2 separate regions of the Homo sapiens genome follow, and region 1 is linked to region 2. Evidence: chromatin loops called from intact Hi-C (ENCODE). Cell type or tissue: heart left ventricle. All regions are shown on one strand. Links, peaks and the distances in the headings refer to the core of each region. The heading gives the core; the rest is flanking DNA. Region 1 has its middle 10 kb from the start of PIK3R1. Region 2 has its middle 51 kb from the start of LINC02219.

Region 1 (8,342 bases), core at 316-8,315, 67 kb before region 2:
ATGAAAATGGGCAAATATACTACCATAGTAAGAATTCAGAAGACCAACAGTACTGTAATTCCCATTCTGTTGTTTCTGAGCTTTTTCAAGCTGTTATTCATGTTGAAGCATTAGAAGGAGAGGAAACTTTAATGTATCCCAGAGAGCAAGTCAGATTACAATCACCTGTACTCAAAGGTCTCTTATCATAATGTATGCTCTAGGGATTTTTTTCTCTTTTAGCTCTTCAGTCCTCATACTTCAGGAATAAGACTCTGAAAATAAGTCAACCAGTATAGAATGGAAGTAAATGAGCCTCATGAGTTATAGTTTCAGATCAATTTTACTCAATATCTGATCCCAAAATCACCTGCAAAAAAAAAACTCACCTGAAAAAAATTAAAATACAATTATCCCAGTTGAGTTGATAAAATATGAAATGTAGAAGATTTCTGTGCTATTTGCTTGAAAGCAAGAGCGAATTTTTATTTTTGTATAAAATACAGCAGCTATCAGACTTCCTGGTACATCATGGGCACTCAGTAAGGGAGAAAGGTCTGAAGGGTGAAAGGAAACTTGACACCAGTTTCTTACATTTGTGGCAGTTGAAACAATAGAATGCAAATGCTGTCTAGATCATCCTTCTGAGGGTCTGGTAAGTCAGAGCCAGATCTGGAAACAGATCAACAGGACCACCCATTAAGCCAATCTGCAAGTGGTGCCAAAACATCTGTGAGCATGAAACAACTGGAAAGCCATATGCGAGGCAAAATAAATCTTGACCCTTATAGCCTACCATATAAAAAATTAACTTAAAATGGATCATAGACCTAAATTTAAGAGCTAACACAATACTTCAAAAAATTAAAAAAAAAAAAAGGTTTGGAAAAGATTTCTTAAATATCAGGACCAAAAAAGCTTGAGCTTAAGAAAAAAACAAAATCAGTGAATTGGCCTTTCATTAAAATTGAGAATTTTGATCTTCAAAAGACACTGTCATGACAATGAAAAGCCCTATCTTGGGAGAAAATGTTTTCTTTTTTTGAAACAGAGTCTCACTCTGTCACCCAGGCTGGAATGCAGTGGCACAATCTTGGCTCACTGCAACCTCTGCCTCCCAGGTTCAAGCAGTCTTCCTGCCTCAGCCTCCCAAGTAACTGGGACTACAGGCACGTGCTACCATGCCTGGCTAATTTTTTTATTTTTAGTAGAGACAAGGTTTCACCATGTTGGCCAGGCTGGTCTCAAACTCTTGACTTCATGATCTGTCTACTTCAGCCTCCCAAAGTGCTGGGATTACAGGCATGAGCTACCACGCCCGGTGGGAGAAAATATTTTCAAAATACATATGCAACAAAGAACTTGTATTTAAAATACATTAGGAACTCTTACAACTTAATTTAAAAAAAAAAACTGCAGTTTTTTTTAAATGGGCAAAAGACTTGCACAACACTTTATGAAAGAAGGTATATAGGGCTGGGTATGGTGGTTCATGCCTGTAATCCCAGCACTTTGGGAACACAAGGTGGGCAGACTGCTTGAGCCTGGGAGTTTAGGACCAACCTGGCCAACACGGCAAAACCCTGTCTCTACACAAAATACAATAATTAGCTGAGAGTGGTGGCATGTGGCTGTGGTCCCCACTACTTAGGAGCCTGAGGTGAGAGCATTGCTTGAGGGAGGCAGAGGCTACAGTGAGCTGAGATCTTGCCACTGCACTCCAGGGCCAGGGGAACAAAACAAAGCAAATAATCAAACAAAAACAGTGTCTCAAGCCTATAATCCTAGAGCTTTGGGAGGCAGAGTCTGGAGGATTGCTTGAGGCCAGGAGTTCAACACCAGCCTAGGCAACATAGCAAGATCCTGTATCTCCAAAAAATAAAATAAATTTAAGAATTAGCTGCCGGGCATGGTGGCTCATGCCTGTAATCCCAGCACTTTGGGAGGCCGAGGAGGGCAGATCATGAGGTCAGGAGATTGAGACCATCCTGGCTAACATGGTGAAACCCCATCTCTAGTAAAAATACAAAAAATTAGCCAGGTGTGGTGACGGGCACCTGTAGTCCTAGCTACTCCAGAGGCTGAGGCAGGAGAATGGCATGAACCTGGGAGGCAGAGCTTGCAGTGAGCCGAGATCATGCCACTGCACTTCAGCCTGGGCGACAGGGCAAGACTCCAACTCAAAAAAAGAAAAAGAAAAAGAAAAGAAAGAAAGAATTAGCTGAGTATGGTGGTATGCACCTGTAGTCCTAGCTACTTGGGAGGCTGAGGCAGGAGGATTGCTTCAGCCCAGGAGTTCAAGACTGCAGTGAGCTAGGATTCAGCCACTACGCTCCAATGTAGCCCATAGACTGAGACCCTGTCTCTGAAAAAAGAAAAAAGATATATGGATGGCAACCAAGTTCATGTATAGAAGCTCAACATCTTTAGTCATTAGGGAAATGCAAATTAAAATCATAATGAGAGGGGACTCAAATAGATACTTGTAAGCCAATGTTCACAGCAGCAGTACTCAACAACACACAAAAGTTGGAAACAATCCAAGTATTTATTAACATGAATGGATAAACAAAGTGTGGTGTATCTATACAAAGGAATATTATCCAACCATAAAAAGGAAGAAAGTTGTTACACATGCTACAACATGGATACACTTTGAACATATTATGCTAAATGAAATAAACCAGTCATAAAAGGACAGATATTGTATGAGTCTTCTTATGTGAAATATCTAGAATAGATGAATTCATAGAGACTGAAAATAGAGATTATGGGATTTGGTGAGTGGGAATGGGAATTTATTGCTTAATGGGTACAGTTTCTGTTTGAGATGAGCAATTTTGGAATAGATAGTGGTGATGTTTAACAGCATTGTGAATGTAATTAATACCACTACATTGTACACTTAAAATGGTTAAAATGGCAAATTTTATCTTATATATTTTAACTCAATAAAAATTTAAAAAATAATTAAGGGCCAAATATATATAAAGGGAATGTATTATCCTGTTTTCACACTGCTATAAAGATAATACCAGAGACTGGGTAATTTACAAAGGAAAGAGGTTTAATTGACTCACAGTTCTACATGGCTAGGGAGGCCTCACCTCAGGAAACTTACAATCATGGTGGAAGGTGAAGGAGAAGCAAGGCACAACTTCAAAAGGCAGCGAGAGAGAGAGAGAGAGAACATAAATGAAGGGAAAGTGCCACACTTTTAAACCATCAGATCTAGTGAGAACTCTCTCACTATCATGAGAACAGCATGAGAAAAACTGCCTCCATGAACCCATCCCCTCCCATCAGGTCCCTTTCTCAACATTCGGGGATTACAATTTGAGATGAGATTTGGGTGGGGGATACAGAGCCAAACCATATTAGGGACATTATTTTGTATTCTCTAGGTACCCAATAAATACTTTCTGAATTAAAAAAGAAAACACAGTGAGATATGACCACATATCCATTAGAATGGCTAAAATTATAAAGGTTGATAATACCAAGTGTTGCCAAGGATATGGAACAGGTGCAACTCTGTAACTCTGGTGATGGTAATGTAAAATGATGTAATGAAGAAAACAGTTTGGCCATTTATTTAAAAGTTGAGCATACATCCACTGTAAGATCCAGTGATTCCACTTCTGTGTATTTGCCCAAGAAAAATAAAAACATGTGTCCATACAAAATTTTGTGGATATATATTCATGGGAGTTTTATTTTTAGTAGCCCCAAACTGTAAATAACCGAAATGTCCATTAACAGGTGAAAGAATAAACAAATTATGGTATTCCCATACAGTGGAATACTACTTGGCAAAAAAAAAAAACAAAAAAAACAAACAAAAAAAAAAAACAAACAAACAAAACACCAAACTTCTTTTTGTTTTTTTTTTTTCCAGAGCTAGCAGAGGTTTTATTTTGGACAAAAAAAAAAAAAAAAAAAAGCAATTGAATTGTTTTGTTGCTGGAGGCATGGGCAAGGGGGGTGCCCCAGAGAGTAAACTCCCCTATGTGGGCTTAGGGATAGGGCTGAGCCTCAGGTGGGTCTCCTGTTCCCTGTGCTCCCCTGCGCAGTGGCTTTTCTCATGGGCTCTGGGGCAGCTGCAGGAAGGATAGGCTGGGAGGGGCTGCTGTGGCTGTTCACTTGAGCAGGACGTCAGAGGACTTGGATACCAGCTTCCCATCATGGGTCTTGATCTTCTTCACAACCACAGCCCTGAAAACCCCAAACTATTGATACACACAACATGGATGAATATCAAAATTATGATGTTAATACAAAGAAACAAGATAAGAAAAACAGTATATGTACAACTTGGTTTTATTTTTTATAAAATTCTAGAAAATCCAAACTAATCTGTAACAGAAAGCAGTCCAGTGGGTTTCTGATGCCTCACTGGGATGAGGCAGGAGTGAAAAGATGGTTGAGTTATAAAGGGCACGCAGAGACTTTTGGGGGTGAAGGCTATAGTTTCCTGAGTATTTGCATATGTCAAAACTCATTAAATTGTACACTTCAAATATGTGTAGTTTATTATATATCAATTATATCTCAATGAAGTCATAAGAAAAATAGAAAACTATAAAGCTCTTCTTCCTCATGATGTTCTAATTTCATCAAGTCAGAAAATTATTAGGAAATACTGATTTTGTTAAGTACAATGAGAATTTTCTAATATCTGCCAGAAAGTTGTCATAAGAAATATTCAAATCTACAAGGTTTGTCTTGTGACTGATGCTCCCTTTCATATGATGCTCTTGTCCAGTGCACAGCCAGTACCTCCATGAATAGCAGCCTGAAATCGTGTTCACAGAACCCCCTTCCCAATACTAGGAAAACCTGGCAGCAGAATTATTCATTGATAAGTTGTTTTTAAAGAGCATAGATTCAGAGTAAATGATGGTGGAGAGTCTTGAGGGATATTTCATCTTGGCTTTGGAAAACCCTATTGAAGTGTCCCAGTCACCCAAGCGAGTCCATCTTCCTAGTGAGCAGAATGTTTCATCCCCCATCCCAGGAACCTTCTCCCCTGGACTGCCTGATAAACATGAACTCACTCTTATTCTCTGGCTTCCTTTTGTGTAGGTTCTACACAGCCACTCCATTAGATTACAACTGTGTTACAACACTTACAGTACACTTAGCGTTCAGCTTCTTCAGTTAACATAATACTCTAGTCCCACCTCTTAGAGACTAAAACTTAATCCCTATGTTCAGATTTGGGAGATACCAGATTTTCTCCACCATTTAAAGACTCTGTCAGACTGAGTCATCACGTGTTCATTGTTGTATTGATTTCTTTCTCAGAAGGTCACTTTTCCCAAAGTTTTGGACCTACCTTTCTCCAACAAAAGCAACTCTTTTAGATCCATAAGGAATGTGTTAGTTGAACTAAAGATGCAATTCTGAAACATTCTACTATGCTTATCTGAAAATGAGCTTGTGTTTGAAAAGTGACAAGGAGCGTAAACATGATGAAGAGCAAGCTAATAAATTATATTTCTTAGAGATTCAACTAATAGGAAATTTAGCCCATGGTTGGTTATATTCCACACCCAAGCCTTGAGCACTGGCACAAATTATCAGGGTGCTGTTACAACTGTCTGGGTAAAAGGATTTGCTTGAGTATGTTCATGTTGGCACTGCTGGCGTAAAAATTAAGGGCAAAGTCACACTGATAGATAATGAGCCCTTTATCAAGGAAACTGTGTTGGACAATCTCACTGCTCAGAAAGAATTTTTCAAAAGAAACCCCAGCCTTTGTTCCCTCCACTGGAGGGGACCCAGAGATGTCAGTGCTGCCGACAGAACCTGGCCCCTAGCATTCAAACAAGCTCATAGAATAAAGGAGACACATTCCCATCAGCCTCCCCAGTCTAGCTCCTATCGTATAGACTTTTCTCTGAATCCTGCTAAGCTATGTGCAAAGAAAACACTTTAGATCAGGCAAAGCTGTATTCTGACAATACTGATTTTTTCAAAAGGGTTAGAATTTTTCATTTAAACACTTAAACCCGTTGTTGGTACATGCATCACAATGTTAACAAGGATTTCCTTTCTGTTATAAATAGAAAGCAACAACTTTCTATTTGGAAGAATGACTTCGGAAAGAGTGACTATGGATAGTTTAGGATGTTTTAGAAGTTATTAGATTCTTTAAATACTAATGTGTTTGAAAAAGGTAGCTTATGTTTTCTATTTGAAGAAGGGAACCATGCTTACGATGGTTGTGGTATTCAATTTTAATGTTTCAAGAGGGCTTTTACGGGTTGGTGGCGGTGGCTCATGCCTGCAATCCCAGCACTTTGGGAGGCTGAGGTGGGCATGTTGCTTGAGCTCAGGAGTTCGAGACCAGTCTGGGAACATGGTAAAACCCCATCTCTACCAAAACTACAAAAAATTAGCTGGGCTTGGTGGCATGAGCCTGTGGTTCCAGCTACTTGGGAGGCTGAGGTGGGAGGATCGCTTGAGCATAGGAGGCAGAGGTTGCATTGAGCCAAGATTGCACCTCTTCACTCCAGCCTGGATGACAGAGTGAAACCCCATCTCAAAATAAATAAAAAAAAAAAAAGAAAGAAAGAAAGAGGGCTTTTACATGAATGGTTTTATTTGACGCACCAGCCCTGGGTGGTAAGCAGAGCATGTATCATGATTTTCATTCTATAGATGAAGAAAAAGACTTGGGAAAACTCCATGGTTTGGCATAGGTGGGAAGCAACAGAACCAAATCTACCCTTGGGTCTTCTGACTCTTCGAGCAGCACGTGCTGCCTCACTGTCTGATGATTCTTCCATCTGGGTTAATGTGCTCCTTATTCTAAATCCGTGTTGTGTTCCTTCCAGGTAACTTTCAGTCTAACTTCTGTAATTATTAACTGACCTATCATTACCACAAACCTAGGATAAATTTTGAAAGGGCCCAAAAAGGCTTTGGGCTAATTAACACAGAGTTTCAGACCTCTTGGATCACCTAATCTCTCTACTTCAGGAATATTGAACTATAGAATTGGCAAGTGCTACATATATCTAATTTAACTGTTTTTCAGATAAGAAAACCAAGACCCTTATCTCTATAATACAAAGTTAGTTAATGCTTCAAGTCACACAGCTAGTTAGTGACAGAACCATGAGAAGAACCTAAGTCTAAATCCAGGTCCATGGTATACACCTGTAGTCCCAGCTACTTGGGAGGCTGAAGCAGGAGGATGGCTTGAGGCTAGGAGTTCAAGGCCGCAGTGAGCTATGATTGTACCACTGCACTCTAGCCTGACAGAGTGAGACCCTGTCTCTGAAAAAAATATATATAGTAAAATAAAAAATAAATCCAGGGCCTGGCATGGTGGCTCATGCCTGTAATCGCAACACTTTGGGAGGCCGAGGCGGGCAATCACAAGGTCAGGAGTTCGAGACCAGCCTGACCAATATGGTGAAAACCCATCTCTACTAAAAATACAAAAAAATTAGCCAGGCGTGGTGATGCATGCCTGTAATCCCAGCTACTCAGGAGGCTAAGGCAGGAGAACTGCTTGAACCTGGGAGGCAGAGGTTGCACTGAGCCGAGATTGCGTCACTGCACTCCAGCCTGGGTGACAGAGCGAGACTCCATCTCGAAAAAATCAATCAATCAATCAATCCAGGCCTCATTGTTCTAGCTCATGGCCTCACTGTTATCATTCCAGTTTAGCTAATGCCTGGGAAATACCTGCCAAATATGGCAGGCACCATTGACTTATTGAAGAAAAGATTTATGACTTGTATACATGATTACAGGACTGTCAACAATACCCTTGTAAAAGATTAATAATCTTGTACAAAATTTGGGCACCATGCCACATGAAAAACAGGAGGAACCAGGCAGGTTGATGTTGCAATCCAAGGCAAAACTCACTTAAACCTGAAATGCTATAAAATACTCTATCACATAATTTTACCATACGACTGTGGCAGAGGAGTTGGCAATTACTGCTCTTTTTTCAGTCACTGAATTTGGAGGGAAAAGAGAATACACATCTGTTCCTAAGCCCTTTACCTGTCCGGGAGTGTTTGCACACACCATCATTTCCACCACCATCACCACCTCCATTCGCCAATCCATATTGGGTCCCATTAAAATGATATGTTAATATTTCCCTAATTCCCATACCAATTTCCATGTAATACTATAAACCTGGTATTACTACATACAAAATAGCCAAAACCAGCCAGACACAGTGGCTCACACTTGTAATCCTGGCACTTTGGGAGGCCGAGGTGGGTGGATCACCTGAGGTCAGGAGTTTGAGACCAGCCTGGCCAACATGGCGAAACCCTGTCTCCATTAAAAATAAAAAATTAGCCAGGCATGGTGGTGCGTGCCTATAATCC
Region 2 (8,342 bases), core at 321-8,320:
GATATGTTCTGAGGTATTATTTTTTTGTGTGTGGCTATTGAAAATGGAATTATGTTTTTTTTTTGGCCCTCAGCTTGAGTGTTATTGGTGTTTAGAAATAGTACTGATTTTTGCTCATTGACTTTGTATCCTAAAACTTTACTGAAGTCATTTATCAGTTCCAGAAGCCTTTTGACAGAGTTTTCAGAGTTTTCTAGATATAGAACCATAACCTCCACAAAGAGAGATAATTTGACTTCTTTTCCTTTCTTTCTCTTGTCTGATTGCTCTGGCTAGGACTTTTTTTTTTTTTGAGTCTGAATCTCACTGTCACCCAGGCTGGAGTGCAGTGGTACAATCTTGGCTCACTGCAACATCTGCCTCCCAGGTTCAAGCGATTCTCCCACCTCAGCCTCCCAAGTAGCTGAGATTATAGGTACCCACCAACATGCCCAGTTAATTTTTGTATTTTTAGTAGAGACAGAGTTTCACCATATTGTCCAGGCTGGTCTCAAACACCTGACCTCAGGTGATCCTCCTGCCTTGGCCTCCCAAAGTGCTGGGATTACAGGTGTAAGCCATGGTACCCAGCCCCTATTTTGCTTTTGATAAGATTAGCTAATGGGGCTGTCTCAGAAAAAAAAAAAAAAAAAAAAAAAAAAAAAAAAAAGACTAGCTAATGGGCTCTCTTTTATTGTTTTTCTTGTTCTTGGCTTTATTTATTGATTTTATAATACTTTTGGTTTTATAATTAATTGACTCATGCTTTTATTTTCACTTAGTCTTTCCTTGGGTTTCTTTGATAGTTCATTTTCTAAATTTTTGAATTATGTACTTACTTCTTTCTTATTTATTAATATTGTTAAAACAATTAATTGGGAGGCCATTAGGCTGAGATGGTGCCAGCGCCTGGGGTTCCTATGTAGACAAACCAAAACCCAATCCCATGTACATAGTAAAATGAAAGTTACACTAGTTACACTTAACCAGTCAGAAACTGCCAACCGACCTCTAAGTAGGGACTTTCCACTGGATCAGACCCAAATAAGACAAATACCGAGCTATAACCAATCAAGTAATTTGATTATTTTGCTTCTCAATTCAGCCTATAAAGGCCTGCAGCTCATGCAGGTTCAGTGGAGCTGTCTCAACCTCTTCCGGTTTTGAGTGTTCCTGATTCATGAATCATTTAATGCTAAAATAAACTCTGTTAAATTTGTTTTGTCTAAACTTTTCCTTTTAACTACATAAATATAAAATTTCCTCTCAGCATTGCTTTAATTATATTCCATAGATTCTGCTATGTTGTGTTTTATTATCTGCATTTTTCAGTTTCTGATTTGACTTATTCTTTGTTACAAGAATTTTTCAGTTTCTGGAATGTAGGGTATTATTTTTCTTGCTTTGTTTCATTTTCTAGTTTTTAACATTAAAATCTAGTTTATTTGTGATCAGGCAACTGAAAAAAGTGCTTAGCAGGAGAAACATCTTTAAATTTCTCTGAAGGCTAGATATCTCTGGAGTGAAAGTGTGTGTGTGTGTTTGCATGTGTGTATGTGTGTACATGTGTGCAGGGGCAGAGTATGGTGGGGGAAGAGATGCTGTAAGAATTTCTTGTTCAGAATCACTTCCTTGACCCCTTTTCCTCTTCCTTGAGGAGAACATGAAGAGAGAAAGGAGGTTAGAAAAGGGGTGAGACATGTAGAGTGGTTGTTGGTGCAACAACAGTGGATTTAAGGGTTGACCAGGTAAGGCTTTTGTAGTGACAGGAACTGAATCTCTGGAGACAGGCTTAGTACTGTTTAGCTAACCACTAGGCTTTCATGTTGCTGGTGGGGGAGTTGAAGGGGTTTTGGGCAAGGCCAGAGTTGAACTGCTCCACTAGAAAAGGTTGGTAGACATATGCAAGGGAAAAAAATAGAAGAATCAGCTAGAAGCAGGAGAAATCCGTCAGGAAAGAATCAAAATGTTTCATGATATTGTGATGAGTTCTACTCTGTGGAGGATGATTCTCTGGTTTTCTTCAGAGTCTTCAGTAAAAGATCAATTTTTTTTTCATTGTTGTGTGGTGAGGTTGGACCTTTTGGAAGGACTTATCATTATCAGCTGGGGATGATTTCAGATTGTCTTAGGGGTGAAAGCGGAGGCTGTCCATGGAAGCTACTTTGCCTGGGTGAGGCATTTAAGATCTTGATATAAAAAATGTGGACCTGTAGCCCAAGGCATGAGGGAAGAGCTCAGAGTGGAGGGCTGTGAGAACCTGAATCTGGCTGCGGTTTTCCCACTTTCTGTGGGCTACGGGGGAGACTGCTGACATTGTTTTAATATTGTTAAAACAATATTTTAACAGTATTGTTTGAATATTGTTGAAGATCTCAATTCTTCAGGAAAAAAATTTATGTGATAATAGCTTACCCTCCATCTCTTTATGAAATACTGCAAGAATTCAGAGCTCTGGATAGGGTCGATGCACCTGGGTTTACTGCTGACTCTGCTATTTAATTTTGACCTTGGTCAAGTTACCTAATCCTTCTAAGAATCAATGTCCTCCCATGTTAAATTAGAATAATAATGTTGCTTGCTTCACTGAGTTGTGGTGATGATTAAGTGAGATAATCCAAATAAACTTGTTTATCAGAGTGCCTGATAAGCAGCATATGCTCCCAACCACTGGTATCTTAAGCAAGCAAACTGCTAAATGAAGGAATAAATGACCAAGAATACAAGGAGACCTGGTCCAGGCTGAGTGAGCATGGCTTAGCCTTGTAGTCGTGGGCAGTTCATTGAATTGATCTTGTCTTCAACCTCCTGATTCAGTTCAACCCTTAATTACTCAGAAGGTGTTCTGACAGACATCACAAGTCACAACACGTCTAGTCCTCTGTTTCCCATTTGCAAAATGATAGGGTTAACTAGTTGGTTTTTAACATCCCTTTCATCTCTAACTTTCCATGATATCATTATAGTTATTACCCTCAACATCTGTGACCCTGGGCTCAGTCATAAATTCTGCTCCTAATTATCCATGCTTCAGGCCAGCAAACAAAAAACTAAACAAACAAAAAAAATACAAAAAAACCCCCACAAAACCCCAGTGCTTTTTCACTTCTGGATGTCAGGCAATATTCACATTAGCTCAAATAGTCAAACATAAACACACCTGTGATGGTTAATATTAAGTGTCAACTTGATTGGATTGCAGGATGCGAAGTATTGTTCCTGGGTGTGTCTGTGAGGGTGTTGCCAAAGGAGATTAACATTTGAGTTAGTGGACTGGGAAAGGCAGACTCACCCTCACTCTGGGTGGGCACAATCTAATCAGCTGCCAGCCAGGCCAGAATAAAAGCAGGCAGAAGAACATGGAAAGACTACACTGGCTGAGTCTTCTGGCCTCCATCTTTCTCCTGTGCTGGATCCCTCCTGCCCTCAAACATTGGACTCCAAGTTCTTCAGCTTTGGGACTCGAAACTTCGACCACAGACTGAAGGCTGCACTGTCGGCTTCCCTACTTTTGAGGTTTTGGGACTCAGACTGGCTTCCTTACTCCTTAGCTTGCAGATGGCCTATTGTGGCACCTTACTTGTGATTGTGTGAGTCAATACTCCTTAATAAACTCCCCTTTATATGTATGTCTATCCTATTAGTTCTGTCCCTCTAGAGAACCCTGACTAATATAACACCCATACACATTTCACTTTTCTGTATTTTTTCCAAGTTTCCTTTTAAAACTGATACCACTGATATCATCACTTTAAGAGCTTATAAACTGGATGGCCCCTAAGATCCATAGTCACTGAAAAAAGGATAATATACTTGCAAATAAATCAGGGTGGACTATAATGAAAATTGTTGTATGTCCTCTCTTGAATTAGGAGGTAAAGGTATGGTACAAACTTTGATGCCAGACAGACCTGAGCTTAAATGGTAGCTGATGACACTTACCAGCTGCATGAACTTGGACTACTTAATCTCTTCAAATTTTAGTTTTTCATCTGTATAATAGAGCTCATGAGATGATCCAAGCATATTGTTGAGAAAATTAAATAAAATAGTGATATAAAAGGGTTCAGCAGGCACAGCGCACATTTCTTTCTTCTGTCTTATATGGCAGCCATAGATTATAAGATGTGTGCATCCAGGGGCCAATGACCTTGGCACTCTGAGTTTTTGATCTGATACTACAACCAAATGGCAATCTTATGTTTGTTGCTAAATTAAAAAAAAAATCTTTAAATTGAAAAACAGAAAGTTACTTCCGTAAATTAGGTCTCCAGTGGTTATTCACTGCAGTGTTATTCAGCATTTTGAAATTCTTTGACCTGCCCTGAATTTCTAATTATCCCATGTCATGCTACCTGAGGAGGAAGTGCTTGTGAGCTCTCCTGGGAAGGCTATGTGTGTTGGGGAGAGGACAGGAGGGCAGTAAGACTCCGAGGACCTGTCCACATGCTGGCATGAAGGAGATGGTGGGAGAATATGATGGTAAAGAGGAAAAATGAGAAGGTGTGAATGAAGGAGGCCAAAATGCTGTTAAATAGGAAAGTAAACCTTATTTGCTTTTCATTTGTCATTTTGCTCTGTCCAATTGGTAGTAGATATTCTAACAAACAGTAGAATCTTTCAAATACTGACTAGAGAGAGGTTATTTTCAGGCTTGAGGGCGTGAAAAAGAGAAGCAAAACTAAATAACTGAAAACCAAACAACCAAGTGCTGATTAACCGAGAGCTGGCTCTAAAAAGAATGAAAACATCTGCTGGCTTTGTTGAAGGAAAATACCAATCCCTTTGGGTTTTTACTGCAACAAATCCTGTTCACAATTTTATGTTTGGGAGTGATCCAGGAAAAAAATGACCTCTCCCTTTCTGGTAATGAATTTCTCTTCCCTTTTGAACTTTAAATATGTTAATTTAATCCCCAGATGGTCACCAAAAAATATGTATTGACATACTATAGATCCTGATGTACAGCTTGAGGCCTTGCTTCTACCCTGCTACTCCAATTCTCCTGCTTCTAAACATAGTGCTCATGAAGAGGAAGGTTGCCTGGCCAGGCCCAGCCCAGTTCAAGACTGTCCCTCCAGTGTTTATAAGAATTTTGCCTTTTTGTCATAATGTCCCTTCACTGACTTGAAGCATTCCTGACACACCAACAATTTCACAGATTGGTTAGGAACAGAAAGTCAGTGGAATGGTATCAAAACCACATTACTGGGCTTGAAATCACCAACATTTGGAACACATTATCCTACAATATGGTAAATACCTCCCAACTGTGAATTTATTTATTTACTTATAAAATAATTCAAGTATCTCCTCTCATAAGAAAAAGATACACAGTAGATTAATCAATCTTTTTATTTTTTTTTTTGAGACAAGATCTCAGTGTTGCCCAGGCTGGAGTGCAGTGGCATGATCACAGTTCACTGCACTGTCTTCACTTCCCGGGTTCAAGGGATCCTTCCACCTCAGCCTCCTGAGCAGCTAGGACCACAGGCATGTGCCACAATACCCGGCTAATTTTTATATTTTTTTGTAGAGACAGGGTTTCACCATGTTGTCCAGGCTGGTCTCGAGCTCCTGAGCTCAAGTGATCCACCTGCCTTGGCCTCCCAAAGTGTTGGGATTACAGGCTTGAGCCACTACGCCAGGACCATGGTAGGTTAATCTTAAAACAAACAAAAAAAGCATTGTCTGAGCTTGACTCTGTGAGCAGTACTGAAGATGCTTAGAAGAGTCTGTGCTCCTGTTAATACTGATCGTCATTGCTTCCCAATGTCTAGTTAGTTAGAAGCAGAATCTGTGCAAGGTGGGGAGTCATCTTTCTAATCTTGGACTCATTGGCATTTATTAAGTTCTGAGCCCTGTACTGGAGGGGTGGGGGGAGTCTAGAAGCTATAGGAGATCTTATCTGTCTTCAGCAGCATCCACACCTGCTCTCTTTACCATCCGGAACCCTCCAAATATGCAAGTGGGCTAAAGCTGCACATGTAGAAATCATTATGTGAACGCTTGAGCATTAATATAAGTACTTATCAAAACAGCACGGCTGGGCCTGGTGGCTCATGCTTGTAATCCCAGCACTTTGGGAGGCTGAGGCTGGTGGATTGCTTGAACCCAGGAGTTCAAGACCAGCCTGGGCAACATAGGGAGATCATGTCTCTACAACAATACAAAAATGAGCTAGGTGTGGTGGCTCATGCTTTTTGTCCCAGCTACTCAGGAGGTTGAGGTGGGAGAATCACTTGAGCTTGAGAGGCAGATGTTGCAGTGAACTGAGATCGTGCCATTGCACTCCAGCCTGGATGATAGAGCAGGACTCTGTCTCAAAAAAATAAATAAATAAATAAAGTATATGAACATCTAAGGATGCATTAGAACCATTTGCAAACTTAATTCCATGAACGAAGTTTTACTGAACAATAGCTTTGTGTAGGCAGCTGTGCTCAGAACCATAATAGGATGCACAGATGATAAGTCATAGATCTCCCTTCAATGAATCCATAGCCCGGAAGAGCAGATTTTTAAATCCCCAAAATATTAAGAAATTAAGATCCCTCAACTACCTAATTCACATAGTTTTGGGCACTTCCTATATCCAGTGATGACTTTCATATTTTGTTGATCTCGCTGGCTCTCTTCCTATTTTATTTGTTTTCTTCCTTGCTCCACAAGTTTTGGAAATGGCTTATAACAAGAAGGCATGCCATAAAATAATGATACAATATTACAAGAAAAAAGAAAGCATTGTCATCATTATAGGTGTCTTCAAATCCTGCTGGTCCACTTTTTCAACAAACTAGCCTCAAGATTCTGGCATCTTCAACAGTTTATGTTCTCTCTGCCTCAGTTACCCATTCTCCTTGATAGATCCAACCTTGGTCTTACCAAGAGGAGCTCCACCTCCTCTAATATCTTAAGCTCTCCTTTATCAATTGTTAACCAACTTTCTATCCTTTCTGTTCTCTGCCTCTCATGACCCCAGTGTTTGTTATTCAACCTCATTCTATTTCAATACACCAGCCCTTTAAATGCTCCTTTCCCTTCCCATTGAATATCCTCACCTGTGGCTTGTTTCCTTCCTTATCCAAACTAAATATGGGCTGTGTCTCTTGAACCACTGTCTTTCTGCTGCACCTGTCTCTCCAATTTCCACAAGTGGATCATCCTGATTCTCTGCTGTCTCTTACTTTGGTATGTCACTCCACTACTTATTGCTGCCCCTGTACATTCAGGGTCTCCAAACCCAGACTGGTCCTCAGAGTGCTCTGTGTCCTTTAAAAAATTGCCTTTTTCAGATCCCCTCTCCTTCTCTACCGGGGCCAGACTTTCACTACTCTCTTCAAGCTACCCTCCCCATCTCCTCTGCACCTTATTTCATAGAAAAAATTAAAGCCGTCATGTATGATATCCCCGAAACCCAAGGATTCCTTCTTATGAAATATCTGCCTTCTCACTATCCCTACCTCCACACCTTCAGCTGCAGTAGAAAAGGTGTTCCTTCCCTGAATAAAGTTTATTCTTCTGGGTTGCTGAAGCAGTTTTCATGAGGAAAAGGGAGGTTTCCACGTGTCAGCTGGAATCCATGCTTCTGCATCCTCTCCCTTTAAGGTCATTGCTTGGGTAACTATTTCCTAATATCTACCCTTATAATTGGATCTCACTGTTAAATCTAGGCGCTCCTTCATGGGCTCATTATTTAAAAATCTGGGGGCAAGTGGTAAGATTTGTATGATGAGATACAAATGTGCTAATTTCTTGACTACCTTATTCCATATTCTATTTTGGATTCTGCATTGCTAACGTACCCAGGACTTACACTTTTTATTTAATTTCTTTTTTCGGTTTCCTGTTAGTTCTTATCAAACTAGGATTTAAGAGAACAAGGTTCACATTTACCCATACATGGAACAATCAGGGCCAATATCAACAATCTGTTGACAGGAGAACAGGAGAGAAGGTGCTCATAAAAGTTAATAAAAACGGAGCTTCAGATGATCCTCAACAAAGGAAAATGATCTGCAGAAACAGGAAGCTCTTCATTCCAAATCAATTTATTTTGACAATATTAGATTATATATACAAACTGGCCTGACTCAGGGTTTTTTCATATACTTGCTAAGTCTTCCGTAGAGGAATGGCCTTTGGGGAAAAAGCACCCTGAGTCAAGCTAGCCTAGGTAAAGCCCCACCCGGCTCAGTGCCAAGCCTGGCATTCAGCACTCTGAAGATGATTACCCAAGCCATCAGGTACACAGAATTTCTGTCATTCAAATGATGATCACTAAGCCAAACTTCTGAACCATCTCAGGGAGAAAGATGTAACTCTAAGTTTACTAAGCTGGCGCCACCAGCACTTTTGTGGTG

What was found. Hi-C counts contacts between places; a loop is a spot of excess contacts. Peaks named below come from ENCODE experiments on the same cell type or tissue, not always from the same donor. Only the 100,000 strongest peaks of a DNase experiment are listed, where the experiment ranks them.
Region 1: a loop joins it to region 2, with 8 times the contacts of the local background. A loop is called at or near these places in 3 of 110 quality-filtered maps.

What each region holds. Positions count from the first base shown.
Region 1 is chr5:68,201,521-68,209,862 of GRCh38, reverse strand. No RefSeq gene overlaps it. Among named protein-coding and RNA genes, the nearest start is that of PIK3R1, 10 kb to the left of the region's middle. In heart left ventricle, for the core only: no CTCF peak of the experiment used is centred there; no DNase peak of the experiment used is centred there.
Region 2 is chr5:68,134,383-68,142,724 of GRCh38, reverse strand. No RefSeq gene overlaps it. Among named protein-coding and RNA genes, the nearest start is that of LINC02219, 51 kb to the left of the region's middle. In heart left ventricle, for the core only: no CTCF peak of the experiment used is centred there; no DNase peak of the experiment used is centred there; H3K27ac peaks cover 1,368 bases.